3 separate regions of the Homo sapiens genome follow, and regions 2 and 3 are each linked to region 1. The links are chromatin contacts, found by Hi-C or POLR2A ChIA-PET in ENCODE. All regions are on one chromosome and are shown on one strand. The core of a region is the stretch at or near the end of the contact, and the rest is flanking DNA. Distances in the headings are between cores, read along the strand shown.

Region 1 (3,468 bases), core at 379-2,878:
ACTGCATTTCCAGTACCAATGCTCAGCACATTGCAGCCACTAATAAATATTTGCTGAAAGGATGGAGAAACCAACATACCTTATAGCTATTAAGGGTGTTGATCAGAGAGGATGAAGATGGTTATCTGTCTTTAGCACCACCCCAAACAGCACGATCCGGACAGTAACCTGGATCTCCACCTACACACATTCTTAGAGGATAGGAGCCACCGCCAAAGAAAACCGCCCATGGTAGTTGCACAGTGAGATCTGAAGTCAGAGTATTGCTACATAGTATTAACTTTTCAGTGAGGTATTTTGGAATGCTTACAACTGTGAAGCTCAAGAGATAGATTAATGTGAAATCTCTAAGTGAGTTCCTGAAAAAAAATTGAGAACAACAAAAACAATTTTTTATATATTTAATGCTAAGCAATTTAAAAAATGTTTTCGGACAGGTGCGGTGGCTCACGCCTGTAATCCCAGCACTTTAGGAGGCCGAGGCGGGCCGAGGTCAGGAGTTCGAGACCAGCCTGGCCAAAATGGTGAAACCCTGTCTCTACTAAAAGTACAAAAATTAGCTGGGTGTGGTGGCCTGTGCCTGTAATCCCAGCTACTCGGGAGGCTGAGGCAGGAGAATCGTTTGAACCCGGGAGGCAGAGGTTGCAGTGAGCCGAGATGGCGCCATTGCACTCCAGCCTGGGCAACAGGGCAAGACACCATCTCAAAAAGACAAAAAGTTTAAAAAATTTTCATATGCTCTATTTTATTTGAGTCTGTCACCTGCCTGATTTAGGGATGGTGGATAGTATTATTCTCAGTTTGCAGGTAGAAATATGAAGACTTATGGAGACTAAGTGACCTGTACAAGGGCAGGCAACTGTACAACTGGCATTAGAGTAGTCTCAGACTCAAATCAAGACTTCTGATTTGAAGTTCCTTATTTTCCTCTATCGCACTCCATTAATTTATTTAATGTACATTATTGAACACCAACTATTTCAGGTACTGTGTTAGGTGCAGCATATAATAAGAAAGTTGATAATCTGTCTATTTTACAATTAAAAAAAGAATGTGCAATACATGCACTTGGGGAAAAATTCAGTACAGTAACTGCTACTCTTCTCCCCTCTCCCTCTTCTCCTAATCCCTCTCTCCTGATATAATCACTGTTATCTGGAAATCTTTGACTATACAGGCTAAGTCCCCTGTATCTGCCGCGAGGTCCTTCCTGGAGGTGCTGACTGGACTAGCTGATGTTGGCTAGATGACCGCCAACCAGATGACCTTGGCTAACTGATCTTATCCCTTGGGCCGCTGTGGCACAGGATGAGTGAGCTACGCCTGGTAACAAGAGTGCCACTCTCGTGTAAGGGGGCTGCGAAGTAGAAAGGAGGCCAGCCCTTTGGAAGATGTTTCTAGAGGGTGTGGGCAGAACCAAGTCTCGGTAGTTAGGAAGATCTTGGCTCCAAAGTTTAACTTGCAGCGTCCCGGCCGGGTTCACAGCGCATGGGACAGGGGGGGCGGGGCGATGCGGAGGCGGAGCGGGGCGATGCGATGCGGGGCGGAGCGGGGCGGGGCGGCGACGCGCGGCGCGGTGCGGCGCGCGGCCGACGTGGCAGCCGCAGGAGCATGCGCCGCCCGTGGCCATCTTGTAGGCGGGGACACGCCGAGGTAACTTCCAGGGTGCGCCTTCGTTGTCTTCTCCAAGCTGTAGTTCTACGTCCCGACCTCCCTATCATACCACACTCTTCAGCGACCACGCAGGCACTTTCCCGGTCCCCAGGTGAGCGCCAGGTGGCTCCGAGGGGCGTGTATGAGGGGGGTGGCATGGCATGGCATGGCTTGCAGGCGCCAGAGCCAGACCCCGAGGGACGGTGTCCCTGGAAGGTGGGCGGGCCGGCCGGCGCCACTGGACGCCGATGTCGTTTGCGAGCCCCCTAGTCCCGTGGTCCAGGCTCAGCTGTGGCGGCGTGCGGGGTGCAGCAGGCAGGAGTGCACATCGCAAGGTGAGCAGTTTCCGCTGGGGATGGCACGGTGGGCGCGGTTCGAGGGTCTCGCCCCGCGACACTTTGCTCCTGTCCAAGGACCAAGGCAGGAGCGCTCTGGCCCCACCTTCCAGGGCGCTGACTTTAGGGGAGACTGGCGGGAGCGCCGGCGGACCTTAGCCCGGCCCTGTCTGGCCTGGAGACGTGGCAGAGCCTGAGGGGAAGCCGCTGTCTCCTGAAACAGGATTTCGGCCGCTCTGGCCCTGGAGAGGCCCAGGAGGCTCGAGAGTCATCACACCAGGACCTGCAATGAAAGGAAGCTTATTTTCCCTGAGGTTACCCCATCGGTGCTTAGCGCCGCTTGGGAGAGTTTTTGCATTCTCTCGTTTCTTTGTTTGGTCTTGGGACCTGCTTCAGGCAAATTTGCAGATAGCACGTTTCCTAGATTGACAGAATTTATAGCCAATAGTGTTTTTGTCATTCGAAGTAGTTATTTTGAGAGACAACATGTGCATTTCTGCGATCGTGACACATCTTGGCATTCAGTCTTTCTCCTGTGCAGCCAGTGTTTAATTCAGTGAAAATTTATAAAATTTTATTTCGGGGTCAGATTAGGCTCTAACTAGCGCTCACTGTTTGGTAGTAGAGACAATCTTGTGGCACGAGTAGGTCAGCAATAATTGCTCTTAATGCTTTAAAGTTTATCAGAGCTTCACTCTTCCATTTCTTGTAAACTTGTAAATAGACATCCACTTTTTTTTTTTTTTTTTAACAGAAAAACCAAGGCACAAGCAAATTGGAACAACAGGGTCTAGCCGGACTGAGAACTCAGTTTTCCAAACCATTTTCTTCACTTTTTCTTTAGTGTTGATATATGAATAGTACTTTTCGTGACAAGACTTGAGCCCTAAAACAGTTACCAACTCTGACACTTCAGTATTGTTTTATCATAATAGGTTTTTTTAGTAGAAGGCACTATGTTTATGCATGTAAAATTTACCTCAGTATTGCCATTACGGCAGTTTTCATATAAAAAGCCATTAAAGACAAAGAAATTGATTATTTATTCCACTTAATGACTTTGTATTCATTGTACAGTTTCTTTTGCAGACACATTTGTTAATGTTAGGGATTCTCTTACAATAGGACTTCTACTAGTCATTGTAAGGATTGGGGAGCATCTGTAGTAGAGGGTGAATGACCAATAAAAAATTAAATGAAGAAAAGAGGGAGCTTTGGTTGAGGAGTGGTAAAATCTCCAAAGGGGCATTTCTATCTCAGGTTATTTACCTTCGATGTATAGGTACTGAATGAAAGGATTCAGCCTCCCCGGATCCCTGTTCTCTGCTTAGTGCCATAGATCTTTCCTACGTTCACAGCCAAACTTTTTGAAAGTGTCATGCGTGTTAGTCTCACCTGCCACTGCTCGATTCAGTTTACACTGGAATCTTTCTCCACTCTTTATATGAAAACCGTTCTCCCTAAATTCATCTCCAGTTTG
Region 2 (3,468 bases), core at 371-2,870, 770 kb before region 1:
TGTTTTTTGTTAGGCTGCAAGGGAGAAAAACAAAACAAAATGAAACAAAACCTTTCCTCTTAGGTTTAGTAACTGGGGCCTGCAAATTAAACTCACAAAAGACATTAACAGTAGCAAAGGCATACGTTACTTTATTCTCTTTGTTTTCTGTTGCTTAGAGCAGAACACTGGAAACTGGATAATATATAGACAAAAAATATTTATTTTTTGTTTTTGTTTTTGAGACAGAGTTTCACTCTTGTTGCCCAGGCTGGAGTGTGGTGGCGCGATCTTGGCTCACTGCAACCTCCACCTCCCGGGTTCAAGCAATTCTCCTGCCTCAGCCTCCCAAGCACCTGGGACTACAGGTGCGTGCCACCATGCCCAGCTAATTTTTGTATTTTAGTAGAGATGGAGTTTCACCATATTGGCCAGGCTGGTCTCCAACTCCTGACCTCGTGATCCACCCGCCTCAGCCTCCCAAAGTGCTGGGATTACAGCCGTAAGCCACCGTGCTCCGCCAACAAAAAATATTTCTTACAGTTATGGAAGCTGAGAAGTCCAAGGTCAGAGGGCTGCACTTGGTGAGGGCCTTCTTGCTGGTGGAGACTCTCTACAGAGTGACAAGGCAGTGTAGGGCATTGCATGGTGATGGGGCTGGGCATGCTAGCTCAGATCCTCCTCTTCTTATAAAGCTACCAGTCCCATTACCACACTATCCCACTAATTCATTATTCACCTCTTAAAGGTCCCACCTGTCAGTATTACCACGTTGAAAATTAAATTTCTTTTCTTTTTTAAATTTTTTTGAGATGGAGTCTCCCTCTGTCGTCCAGGCTGGAGTGCAGTGGCGTGGTCTTGGCTCATGCAATCTCTGCCTCCTCGGTTCAAGCTATTCTCCTGCCTCAGCCTCCAGAGTAGCTGGGATTATAGGTGTGCACCACCATGCCTGGCTAATTTTTGTATTTTTACTAGAGATGGGGTTTCACCATGTTGGCCAGGCTGGTATTGAACCCCTGACCTCAGGTGATCCACCTGCCTCAGCCTCCCAAAGTGCTGGGATTACAGGTGTGAGCCACCACACCTGGCCTGAAAATTAAATTTCAACATGAGTTTTGGAGGGGACAAATATTCAAATCATAGCATTTATTAATGTTAACATTTGTATGTGCACGGGGACTTTACAGAAATAAAGTGGAAACCCAAAGAGGTAGTTAGACCCAAGGGCTTATATACCATTTTAATGAAAAGCAATAACTGGTGGAGAAGTGACCAGACAGAGGAAAAAGAGTTTGGCCTTCTAAAAGTGGTAAATGGCAGGAAGGTGACCAGGAAATGTATAGTAGATAAGTGTCGTTTAGTAAGCCTTGTTATGCAAATAAGAGTCATTTTCCTCTCTCTGATATAGAAAAGGAAAACACCTTTAGAAGGAGGATTTTATGCCCTGCTTTTAGGCAGAAAGTGGGAGGACACGGAGTTCTTCCTTCATGTGCTGCTTCCTAATTGCCATCAGCTCAAAATCATCTTTATGCGGAAGTGGCATATTTGGGGGTGGCAGATTCTGATCTCCTTCAGTACCTTGAGGATTTCGTCTTGGGTCTAAAAACAGCAGGGGGCAAAAAGCCTGGCAGCTTTGATGAGAGTTTTAGTTGACTCATCATCCAACTGAAAAGAGTGGGGGTGGTGACTATTTAGGAACCCTGTGTAGGTGGAAGTGGTTGGTTTGTCGTTGTGTCTGACTCTTGCTCAGGCTTCACAGTCAGAGTAGGTTCTACTTCTCACTTGAGGCCCGCCCCCAGATCCCCAGCCCACCAGGATTTCCCTTCAGTGGCGCTTGCATTGAAGGCTACTTCTTTGGCTCCAAGCACAAAACCCAGGGATTTTTAGTGGGTTGTGGTTCTTTTTCTTTTCTTTCTTTCTTTCTCTCTCTTCTTTCTTTCTTTCTTTCTTTCTTTCTTTCTTTCTTTCTTTCTTTCTTTCTTTCTTTTTCTTTCTCTTTCTTTCTTTCTCTCCTTCCTTCCTTTCTTTTCTTTCTTCCCTCCCCCTCTCCCTCCCTCTTTCTTTTTTTATTTATTTCTTTCTTTCTCTCTCTTTTTCTTTCTCTTTCTTTCTTTCTCTCCTTCCTTTCTTCCTTCCCTTTCTTTCTTCCCTCCCTCCCTCCCTTCTTTCTTTCTCTTTCTTTTTCCTTCCTTCCTTCCTTTCTTCCCTCCCTCTCTCCTTCCTTCCTTTTTCTTTCTTTCTTTCTTTCTTTCTTTCTTTCTTTCTTTCTTTCTTTCTTTCTTTCTTCTTTCTTTCTTCCTTTCTTTCTTTTTTCTTTCTTTCTTTCCTTCCTTCCTTCCATCCTTCCTTCCTTCCTTTCTTTTCTTTCTTCCCTCCCTCTCTCCTTTCTTTCTTTCTCTTTCAGTCTTTCTTTACATTCGTTCTTTCTTTCTTCCTTTTTGAGACGGAGTCTCGCCCTGTGGCCCAGGCTGGAGTGCAATGGTGTAGTCTTGGCTCACTGCAACCTCTGCCTATCGGGTACAAGCAATTCTGCCTCAGTCTCCCGAGTACCTGGGATTACAGGTGCGCACCACCACGCTCCGCTAATTTTTTGTATCTTTAGTAGAGACGGGGTTTCACCATGTTGGCCAGGCTGGTCTCGAACTCCTGACCTCGTGATCTGCCCGCTTTGGCCCCCCAAAGTGTTGGGATTACAGGCCTGAGCCACCGCGCCTGGCTTTTTTCTTTTTTAAAATTTATTTTGATTTTTTATAGATACGCGGTCTTTCTATATTGCCAAAATTCTTGAGCTCAAGCAATCCACCCACCTCAGCCACCCAAAGTGTCGGAATTACAGGCATAAGCCACCAGGCCCACCCTGGTTGTTTTAAAAAATATATTCCTTGTTCAGTCTCCACAACTTCACTGTAGACTCTGTATTTGAAATATCTTTGTTTTTTCTTAACATACTACTTTTTATTTAATTTGACAAATATATGTTAAATAAAAAAAATTTTTTTTTGTTTTGAGATGGAGTCTTGCCTTGTCGCCCAGGCTGGAGTGCAGTGGGGCGATCTCGGCTCACTGCAAGCTCCGCCTCCCGGGTTCACGCCATTCTCCTGCCTCAGCCTCCCAAGTAGCTGGGACTACAGGCGCCCGCCACCATGCCCGGCTAATTTTTTGTATTTTTTTTTTTAGTGGAGACGGGGTTTCACCGTGTTGGCCAGGATAGTCTCGATCTCCTGACCTCGTGATCCACCTGCCTCGGCCTCCCAAAGTGCTGGGATTAAAGGCGTGAGCCACCGCGCCCGGCCCTAAATAAATGTTTTAAGTCCTTTCCCTGTGCATCTAATTTGTCAGACCTGTGTCCAATCTAAAGTTTAAGTCCACGTGGCTCTTAATCTCTCTGAGAAGAAAAGTCTAGTAGGGAAGATAAATGATATGCTTATTTGATAAATATTTATTGAACTTCCTAATAGCAGGAATGATGCTAGGCACTAGGGATGCAAA
Region 3 (3,468 bases), core at 265-2,764, 550 kb before region 1:
TGATGTCACATGAAGCAGAATGAGGACTCTGCTTGTTTGGCTCCTGAGTTTAAAAGATAAGTAGACAATTTATTGTTGGTAGGTTGAGAAAATTCAAGAACAGAGAGAAATCTGACAGTCTGGCCATAAGAAGAAATTTTTGCATTTATGTTCTTATAGCCATACCTGAAGTCAACTAATTACGTTTGGAGAGAAGTAGAATGCTTGCTTTAAGAAGAAAAAACAGGCTAGGGCGCGGTGGCACACACCTGTAATCCCAGCACTTTGGGAGGCCGAGGCGGGCAGATCATGAGGTCAGGAGATCAAGACCATCCTGGCTAGCATGGTGAAACCCTGTCTCTACTAAAAATACAAAAAATTAGCCGGGCGTGGTGGTGGGCACCTGTGGTCCCAGCTGCTCGGGTGGCTGAGGCAGGAAAATGGCATGAACCCGGGAGGCAGAGGTTGCAGTGAGCCGAGGTCGCGCCACTGCACTCCAGCCTGGGTGACAGAGCGAGACTCTGTCTCAAAAAAAAAAAAAAAAAAAGAAAAGAAAAAACAAATGTTCTATGTTGACCCTATCCCCAACATCCTTGCAGCAGGTCTATTGTACCTTAAGCTGTGCTCTAACTTCATTAGCAGGCTCTAGGCCTCTCTCCCAGAGATCACCCATGGGAGGGATCCAGCTTCCTTCACTCAGCAGCTCTTACACTGCTCCCAGGAGGAAGGAAGCATTTTGTTTTAAAGAGACTGCAACACAACCCAAAGGAAAGACAGTTATCTTAGTGTCCATATGTCCACAAGAGGAAAATGTGGGTGTAGCATTTTAATCCCAGTAAGTGACAATTAGTCACTAGGCTTCTAAGAAGTTTGACACTGTTATTCCTCTCCCCCTTTTCTAAATTGCAAGGGTAATACTGCATTTGCACAGAAACCATGCTAACTGGCTAGCTACTTCATTAAATTACCATATGATTCTTATTTTATGGGTACAAAACAGTTGATCTCAGTGAACCGGCAACTTAGAAACTTAGGAGGCAAATTAGAGCAATTACTAATAAATTATACATGTGGTAACTAACAATTTGTCTATCACCTAGAAATATGAGAAAAAACTGCCAGACTCCCTGGCTCTGCAATTCTGAACAAGTCTTTTCATTTTTTTCTTTTCCAAGACCAAAAGCTGTCATTATCCACACCAGTTATACCATTACTCTTGCTGCTTTCACAGAGTCCAACATTTATAATACAAAGTTAGGAGTACAACGAGTGGGATTTGCATTCTGTTTGGAACAGAGTGTTTGACTGCTTAAAATTAAAGAACTAAAAAAAAAAAAAAAAAAAAATTCCCAGAACCTCAAATCACCCCCTAAAAACCAGGAAGTGAGATTCATGTTAGCTTTCCCTAAGTAAGTTTATGGAAGAGATAATGGCAAGAGGTAGGGGCAAAGTATCTGTTCATTCATAATCACTACTGTGCTTCGTTTCTGGGCAAGGTAGTCTGATGAAATTAAAGGAAGTTCTGTGTTACAAGTCATGTGCTTTTATGGGGGAGGAGGTGAGATGAGGTCAATTAACAAGATATGATCTTTCTCTTCTCTCCCTGCTTGTCTCACCCAGGCCTCGGGTGTGCCATTCAACATGAAAGGTGTTGATGCCATTCATTAATTGAGGGTCAGATTCCTCTATCAGCATATTCCTCCCATCTGAGACTGCCTTACCTCCATCCACTTCCACCCCCAACAGGTTTCATTTTCTGCAGCTGCTGTCAAGAGCTACGTGGAGGAAGAGAGTGGTTTTAACAACTGCATGCTCAAATTTATTCTCACTGGCCTCTTGTTTGAAGGAAGTCCAATGTCTAGACCCTGGATGTTGAAACAGGATGTAAAAAAAACACCAAAAAAACCCTGTATATTTGAGAGAGTTTTGAAACCCATCCCAAATACACTCCAGCAATGGAGAAAAATTTGATTTTGGCATAATTTATATACCACATTTCTCCCCGTACCCAACAAAAGTGTATGCTAATGTCTCTATATCACATGATATATCAGTTTAAAATATTCTTTCTCTTTGCCTTTGTTCGTAGTCTCATTTCCACTTTTACTTAAAATTTTAATATCTTCTCCCCAGGTTCTTTATTTATTTTTGCTATATGCCTGAATATAAGACCTAATTCCATGTCACCAATATCTCCCTTGAGAAGCACTGATGTTAAGTAGAATAAAATGTAATCAACACTCATTGTTTCCTACCAGGACAACAGTAGGGTTTAAAACAAAACCAACCTCGTTATGAATTCCAAACGCCCTTCTAAATAACTCTGGGTGCCATTTCACAACCTGACCTGCATAGTTCCTTTAGGCTGCTGTGGGAGTTGTGACTATCCTGTGTCCACGTTTGCATGCTAGGTTGCACTAACCCAGTAAACACATTCTGTATCAGCCTGCAGTTTGTGGAGGTCCGAGCACAACGCATGGAATTCCACCTCTCTGGGGTTCCTGCCAGGTGGAGCAATCCAGAAGTATAGCTTCCACCTGTAGGGGAGGCGCCTGCAAACCTGGCAGCTCTGAGGTCACACTGCTCTTAATTCAGACCACATCTGAGCTCACCTAGCTAGATGCTAAAGCAGACAATTGCAGAAGTGCAGAGGGTGGCAGAGAGAATTTGGGGGCAATGATCCTCAACTCTCACATTCCTTTTGACTAAAATGCATTGTAATGACTCTACCTACTTCAGTAGTGCTAGGAAAGAGATGTGGATTACTGCCTCTGTGCAATGATAAAGCAGTAAGTTATCCGTATTAGTAAGAACATATATACGTTTTTGTAGTTCATCACCATCCAAATTGCCTAAGGTGATGGCCATAAAGAACATTATTTTCAGGCATAAATATAAGTTGGAGACTGAAGGATCTGTAAGAGGAATACTTTCTATCCAGAATATTAAGCAAAATCTATTTTTTTTTTTTTTTTTTTTTTTTTTTTTGAGACGGAGTCTCGCTCTGTCGCCCAGGCCGGACTGCGGACTGCAGTGGCACAATCTCGGCTCACTGCAAGCTCCACTTCCCGGGTTCACGCCATTCTCCTGCCTCAGCCTCCCGAGTAGCTGGGACTACAGGCGCCCGCCACCGCGCCCGGCTAATTTTTTGTATTTTTTAGTAGAGACGGGGTTTCACCTTGTTAGCCAGATGGTCTCGATCTCCTGACCTCATGATCCACCCGCCTCAGCCTCCCAAAGTGCTGGGATTACAGGCGTGAGCCACCGCGCCCGGCCGCAAAATCTATTTTTTAAAGTGAGGTGCCCAGAATGAAGAAAAGATGGATGGGGACCCTTCCCTCCCTCAAGCAGGTCAGATTGCTGGGAATGATGGTCCAGGCTCCTGGCCCCCATCCTTTCCTGTCAAGGCTACACCTAAGTGAGGGTAAAAAATCCTGGAGAAAACCACTGCAGGAGGCAGAAGCCTCCCCAGTGTGTCCTACTTCTGAA

What was found. A loop is a pair of places that touch in the nucleus more often than their neighbours do. ChIA-PET counts read pairs that join two places held with the same protein, here RNA polymerase II (POLR2A). Pooled maps may share reads with other maps.
Region 2: a loop to region 1 is called in a pooled map, with 4 times the contacts of the local background. The contact joins the enhancer-like site here to the promoter of PRRC1 in region 1. A Hi-C loop is called at or near these places in 4 of 50 pooled maps. POLR2A ChIA-PET finds 5 or more read pairs at or near these places in 2 of 52 experiments (GM12878 and T-cell).
Region 3: a pooled map shows a loop between it and region 1 (2.9-fold over the local background). The contact joins the enhancer-like site here to the promoter of PRRC1 in region 1. A Hi-C loop is called at or near these places in 1 of 168 maps with a recorded cell type or tissue (vagina), 1 of 37 single-sample maps with no recorded cell type and 3 of 50 pooled maps. POLR2A ChIA-PET finds 5 or more read pairs at or near these places in 1 of 52 experiments (activated T-cell).

Annotation. Positions count from the first base shown.
Region 1 is chr5:127,516,012-127,519,479 of GRCh38, forward strand. It overlaps PRRC1 (proline rich coiled-coil 1), which reads left to right and starts at 1,629. Exons shown (of 9, transcript NM_130809.5): 1 at 1,629-1,765. RefSeq lists a silencer at 1,497-1,566 and an enhancer at 1,627-1,806.
Region 2 is chr5:126,746,616-126,750,083 of GRCh38, forward strand. No RefSeq gene overlaps it. Among named protein-coding and RNA genes, the nearest start is that of LMNB1-DT, 28 kb to the right of the region's middle. RefSeq lists enhancers at 1,491-1,540, 2,673-3,468. Within about 2 kb of position 1,621, at least 9 of the 41 ENCODE cell types and tissues checked have a DNase peak (open chromatin) inside an H3K27ac peak, as active enhancers do; they include GM12878, where a contact is called at or near this core.
Region 3 is chr5:126,970,942-126,974,409 of GRCh38, forward strand. The region is part of intron 1 of MARCHF3 (membrane associated ring-CH-type finger 3); the gene reads right to left. Among named protein-coding and RNA genes, the nearest start is that of MARCHF3, 58 kb to the right of the region's middle. RefSeq lists enhancers at 1,523-1,612, 1,633-1,682. Within about 2 kb of position 1,515, at least 9 of the 41 ENCODE cell types and tissues checked have a DNase peak (open chromatin) inside an H3K27ac peak, as active enhancers do.